Regions from separate parts of the Homo sapiens genome. Here region 1 is linked to region 2. A link is a loop called in an ENCODE intact Hi-C map of the cell type or tissue named here. Cell type or tissue: endothelial cell of umbilical vein. All regions are shown on one strand. Each heading gives the region's core, and the rest is flanking DNA. Links, peaks and the distances in the headings are about the cores only.

Region 1 (2,920 bases), core at 137-2,636, 190 kb before region 2:
GTTCCATTCCTTCCTTTGGTGCTTTTTATAACAAAAGTGTTAATAGAAAGCACCACTGTTTGCCACCTCTTCACGGAGCTGCGCTTCTTCTACTGGCAGCGGCTGATATTTTGTTAATGCTATCAACTGCGCAGTAGTGTGTCAGGTTACTATTGCCTCTATAGTTGACTGTATACTCCTAACAAACTGGGTTAAAGGGCAAAGGAGGATGAGGCAGATACCAAGAATAAGCAAGAACCCACCAGAGGGTTTTGAATCCTCCAAAAGCTAAGAACCATCCTCCAAACAAGGAATCTGGGGACCACCTGGACCAAATCTGAACTGGAACATGGACCAACTTGTTCATTCTAGCTGTGATTTCCATGACAGCTAAGCCATTATCATCAATTTCTTGGCAACAGTTGGTTAAATTAAATTTTCCATGTACTCCTCCTTCTGAGGCTTTTAATTCAGCCTTCTGAGTGGAAGTCCCAGAAGGTAAGGCTTGAGCCTCGACTACCGAGTGTTGGATCACTACTACATACCTTGCATATCGCACCCCATCTGTTATGAAACTGCTACCATCAGTGAAGTATTCAACATCTGGCCTCTCCAAGGGGGTATCTCTGAGATCTTCCCGGCTCGAGAACACTTCGTCCACCATATTTATGCAACAGTGGGGAAGGTCCTGCCAGCAGTGAGGCAACCCACTGCCCTTCCAATCGGGTTTCTCCACAGACAGCAGGGTAGCTGGGTTCAAGGTATTTATAGTCTCTAGTGTTATCTGGGGATTTTCACACAGAAGTCCTTGATACTTTAGCATTCTAGAATTGGACAGCCAACGATGTCCTCTTGGCTCCATTAAGGTGACTACAGCGTGTGGCACCCGAACTATTAACTTCTGACCTAGGGCTAGCTTGTTGGCATCTTCTATAAGGATTGTGGTAGCCACCAATGCCCTGAGGCATTGGGCCAACCTAAGGCCATGAAGGTCCAGTAAGCTACCAGCTGATGCCAACAGCCCAACAACTGAGTTAAGACTCCCACTGCCATTCCCTTTCATTCATCCACATACAAAAAGAAGGGCTTTTTTTACATCTGGCAACCCAAGTGCTGGGGCCTGGATGAGAGCTTCCTTTATATCCTTGAAGGCCTTTTCCTGTTCCTTTTCCCATAGGAGGGGCTCTCTTTCCTTTCCTTTGATAGCCTCATATAAGGGAGGAGCCTTGCTATAAGGGAGAAGTTTGGAATCCAGATTCGGCAGAATCCTGCCACACCTAGAAATTCCCTGACCTGCCACTTGTAACTGGGGTGGGCAATGCACATACAGCCTCCTTGTGTGCACTTCCAAGCCTGGGCTGGCCTTGGGATACCATGAATCATAGATATCCAACCTCTCAAAAACAGACTTTTGCCTTGTCCTTGGACACTTTATAACCAGCTTCACACAGCAGGTGAAGAAGCCTCTCTATTCCTTGGAGGCATTCCTCCCTCATGGGGACAGTGAATAACAAATCATCAATGTATTGTAATAGCACACAATTGTCACTAGGTGGTGCAAAAGCCTCAAGATCTGTGGCCAAGGCCGCCTCAAAAATGGTAGAATTTTTTTTTTTTTAAATTATACTTTAAGTTTTAGGGTACATGTACACAACGTGAAGGTTTGTTACATATGTATACATAAGCCATGTTGGTACGCTGCACTCATTAACTCATCATTTAACATTAGGCTATCCCTCCCCCCTCCCCCACCCCACAACAGACCACAGTGTGTGATGTTCCCCTTCCTGCGTCCATGTGTTCTCATTGCTCAATTCCCACCTATAAGTGAGAACATGTGGTGTTTGGTTTTTTGTCCTTGTGATAGTTTGCTGAGAATGATGGTTTCCAGTTTCATCCATGTCCCTACAAAGGACATGAACTCATAATTTTTTATGGCTGCATAGTATTCCATGGTGTGTATGTGCCACATTTTCTTAATCCAGTCTATCATTGGTGGACATTTGGGTTGGTTCCAAGTCTTTGCTATTGTGAATAGTGCCACAATAAACATACGTGTGCGTGTGTCTTTATAGCAGCATGTTTTATAATCCTTTGAGTATATATCCAGTAATGGGATGGCTGGGTCAAATGGTATTTCTAGTTCTAGATCCCTGAGGAATCGCCACACTGTCTTCCACATGGTTGAACTAGTTTACAGTCCCACCAACAGTGTAAAAGTGTTCCTATTTCTCCACATCCTCTCCAGCACCTGTTGTTTCCTGACTTTTTAATGATCGCCATTCTAACTGGTGTGAGACGGTATCTCATTGTGGTTTTGATTTGCATTTCTCTGATGGCCAGTGATGATGAGCATTTTTTCGTGTGTCTTTTGGCTGCATAAATGTCTTCTTTTGAGAAGTGTCTATTCATATCCTTCGCCCACTTTTTGATGGGGTTGTTTGTTTTTTTCTTGTAAATTTGTTTGAGTTCATTGTAGATTCTGGATATTAGCCCTTTGTCAGATGAGTAGATTGCAAAAGTTTTCTCCCATTCTGTAGGTTGCCTGTTCACTCTGATGGTAGTTTCTTTTGCTGTGCAGAAGCTCTTTAGTTTAATTAGATCCCATTTGTCAATTTTGGCTTTTGTTGCCATTGCTTTTGGTGTTTTAGACATGAAGTCCTTGCCCATGCCTATGTCCTGAATGGTATTGCCTAGGTTTTCTTCTAGGGTTTTTAAGGTTTTAGGTCTAAGATTTAAGTCTTTAATCCATCTTGAATTAATTTTTGTATAAGGTGTAAGGAAGGGATCCAGTTTCAGCTTTCTACATATGGCTAGCCAATTTTCCCAGCACCAAAAATGGTAGGAGAATTCTTAAACCCTTGCGGCAGCCTTGTCCAGGCATATTGCAATTGCCCCCACTGGCAGGCAAATATAGGCTGACTTTGGGGAGCAAGCTTCA
Region 2 (2,920 bases), core at 272-2,771:
CCCGGAAGCAGGCTCCTGGTAAAAGGATAAGTTCAACCCCCAGTTCTGTCTGTGTCTCACACTCTCTCACCCTCTCTCACCATGTGATGCCTGCCACTATGTTATGATGCAGCACTAAGGCCATCACTAGATGCAGTACCATGCTCTTGGACTTCCCACCCTCCAGAACCATGAGCCAAATGAATCTCTTTTTTTATTTTTTTTAAATTACCCAGTCTGTGGTATTCTGTTATAGGCAACAGAAAATGGACAAAGACAATGTGGGGAGAGAGAAGCAACAGAGCAAGTGCAAGGATGGAGGCAGAAGAAAAATAAAAACTATACCCTACTTTGCACTCTACAAAATCCAGCCCATAAAATGACCCAGTTTCACAGAGATAAGACAATTTCAGATCATGACAGGTGCTATGAAGAAAATCAAACAAGACAGAGGTGATAAGAGTATGGCTAGAAGGTAAGGCAACATTGGAGTGGCTGGTAAGAAATGAAATCCCCAGAAAAAGAAGGTGACATTTGAGATGAGACCTTGATGACAAGGATGACCTGGCAATGTAAGACAATCAGGAGAACAGCATTCAAGTCAGGGTAACCAATGAGGCCAAAGGCCTGGAGGCAAAAGGAGCATGGAGTAATATCTTGGTGAGGGAGAGGTGGCAGAAAGTACTGAGGCAGGAGAGGTGATCACAGACCAGATCCTGTTGGTCAAAAAGAGGAGTGTGGGGAGAATTTTAAGCAGGAGCGTGACTGATCTAACCTAGTTTTCTAGATGTTATGGCTGCTTAGTAGAAAAAGACTTGTTGGGAAGGGCCAAAGTGAAGCCAGGAGACCATCAAGGAGGCAGTTTGCAATCCTCCAGGTGAGAAAGTATGGTGGCTTGGACCAGGGTGGTAGCAGTGAGGTAAGCAGTATTGCTCTCCCCACTTTACAGATGAGGAAGCAGAGGCCCAGAGAAGCTAAGTGACTTGATGAAGCTCATGCAGCCCTTAGGTAGCAAGATGCTTAAAATGGTAAATTTTGTGTTATGAATATTGTATTACTTTTTATTGTAATGAAATATATACAACACAAAATTTACCATTTTAACAATTTTTAAGGGTACAATAAGTGGCATTAAGTATATTCACGATGTTGTGTGACCATGACTATTATCCATTTCCAGAAATTTTTCATTATCTCGAATAGAAACTCAGTACCCATTAAACCATAACTCCCCTTTTCCCCCTCTGTGAGCCCCTGGTAACTTCTGTTCTACTTTGTGTCTCTGAATCTACCTGTTCTATATACCTCCTATAAATGGAATCATAAAATATTTGTCCTTCTGTGCCAACTTATTTTCACTTAATGTTTTTGAGACTCATCCAGTTGTCATCGTTTCCTTCCATTTTAAGACTGAATAATATTCCATTGTATGTTATACCACATTATGCTTATCCATTCATCTGTTGATGGAGGGCCGGGACTTTTACCAAGATGTCTGATTCCAACGCTATTCTGGTTGGCTCTGTTGAGCCCTGTGCAGTACCCGCTATAGCCACCAGAGGGAGCAGAGGGAACACCAGGCGGGCGCACTGCAGGCACCGGGCGGTTTCTGGGAAGAAGAGGAACAGATGCAGCCTTTTGCACACAAAATCTTACACGCAGAAACCATGCAAATAGAGGGAAGCTGGCCGCCAGGAAAGCACCCAGACTATAGAATCGGCCACAAGTGGAAGAAAGGAGAAGGAAGGGTTAGGGCTGGAAGGAGCTGCCCCTGTGATCCTGGTCCAACCCCTAAAATGGAAACAGAGGCCTCTGGCCACCCACAGTTTCCCTGACAGCTGTCCTCAGCGTGAACAACCTCCGTGCTGAAGAGCTCAGGAGGGAGGCGGAGGGGGGCCGGTCCAGTAAGGCTCGGGTTCCCATTTCTGCCCTTCTCCAGCAGCGGCGTGACCTCCAACCTGTGGCTTGCACATTTTACGGATGAGGAAACTGGGACTTGGAGCTGTTGATTGTCCAGAGCAAGTGGAAGAGGCAAGATCTGAATGCCACCACGTGCCTTGTGATTCTCTTCTCCAAGCTCAGCGCCCTGGTTTCTTCAGCCGCATCTCATGATATGTGGTCTTTAGGACTCTTCCCCACCTCATCTGGTTGGCCAGCCTCCCTACAGGCGAAACGTACAAGGGTCTGTGGCTCTTGAGGCTGGTCTGACCACCGTGGCCTCCCTCTTCTGAGCACCCAGCCTCTAATAATGCTACCCAAGTTTGCCCTGGCTGGTTTTGGCAGCCACCTCATGTTGACTGAATTTCTGTCAGTTTCAATCCCTCGGCTTTTCTCACATGTGCTGTTGCTAAGCCATTTCTCCCCCACTGCATCCTTGTGCAGCTGGGTCTTTGGATGCGAGTCCAGGAACTGACATTTATCCCTGTCAAATTCATCTTGTTCATTCATCTGACAAACATTTGTTCAGTGCCCACGCCATACCAGGCACCAGGAATACAGGAACGAAAGACAAGGCTCCTGGCCTAAGGAGCTCACATTGGTATTCATCACAGCCGTAGCCACTAGTGAGTGAGGGGCTACTGTGTGCCAGGCATACAGCCTCTGCTGGGTGCTCTATGTAGGCTGTCTTCTTAACCCTTACAGCACTGCAGTGTCGGTGGCATTGTCCCCATTTTGCAGATGGGAAAACCAGGGCTCAAAAACTTTATGAGACTTGTCTGAAATTACATTGCCAGAAGGAAGCAGGCCCAGTATTCAACCTTCCAACTGCTTTGGATCTTGATTCTGTTCTCCTACTTAGACACCTTGTATCCCAGCTTTGGGTTCTCTGAAAACCTGATAAACTTTACTTCTCTGAATTTCATCAACAGCACTGATGAAGCTAAGATGAGATCAGAGCTCTGGGGTGGGCCACCAGTGCCCCCCTGCCCAAGATAAACAG

The links. Hi-C counts contacts between places; a loop is a spot of excess contacts. Peaks named below come from ENCODE experiments on the same cell type or tissue, not always from the same donor. Only the 100,000 strongest peaks of a DNase experiment are listed, where the experiment ranks them.
Region 1: a loop joins it to region 2, with 5 times the contacts of the local background. A loop is called at or near these places in 38 of 110 quality-filtered maps.

What each region holds. Positions count from the first base shown.
Region 1 is chr11:63,211,482-63,214,401 of GRCh38, reverse strand. The region is part of intron 7 of SLC22A25 (solute carrier family 22 member 25); the gene reads left to right. Among named protein-coding and RNA genes, the nearest start is that of SLC22A25, 31 kb to the left of the region's middle. In endothelial cell of umbilical vein, for the core only: a CTCF peak has its summit at 1,504 (motif pointing right); no DNase peak of the experiment used is centred there; H3K27me3 peaks cover 180 bases.
Region 2 is chr11:63,022,874-63,025,793 of GRCh38, reverse strand. No RefSeq gene overlaps it. Among named protein-coding and RNA genes, the nearest start is that of SLC22A8, 8.5 kb to the right of the region's middle. In endothelial cell of umbilical vein, for the core only: a CTCF peak has its summit at 1,527 (motif pointing right); a DNase peak (open chromatin) is centred at 1,523; H3K27me3 peaks cover 448 bases.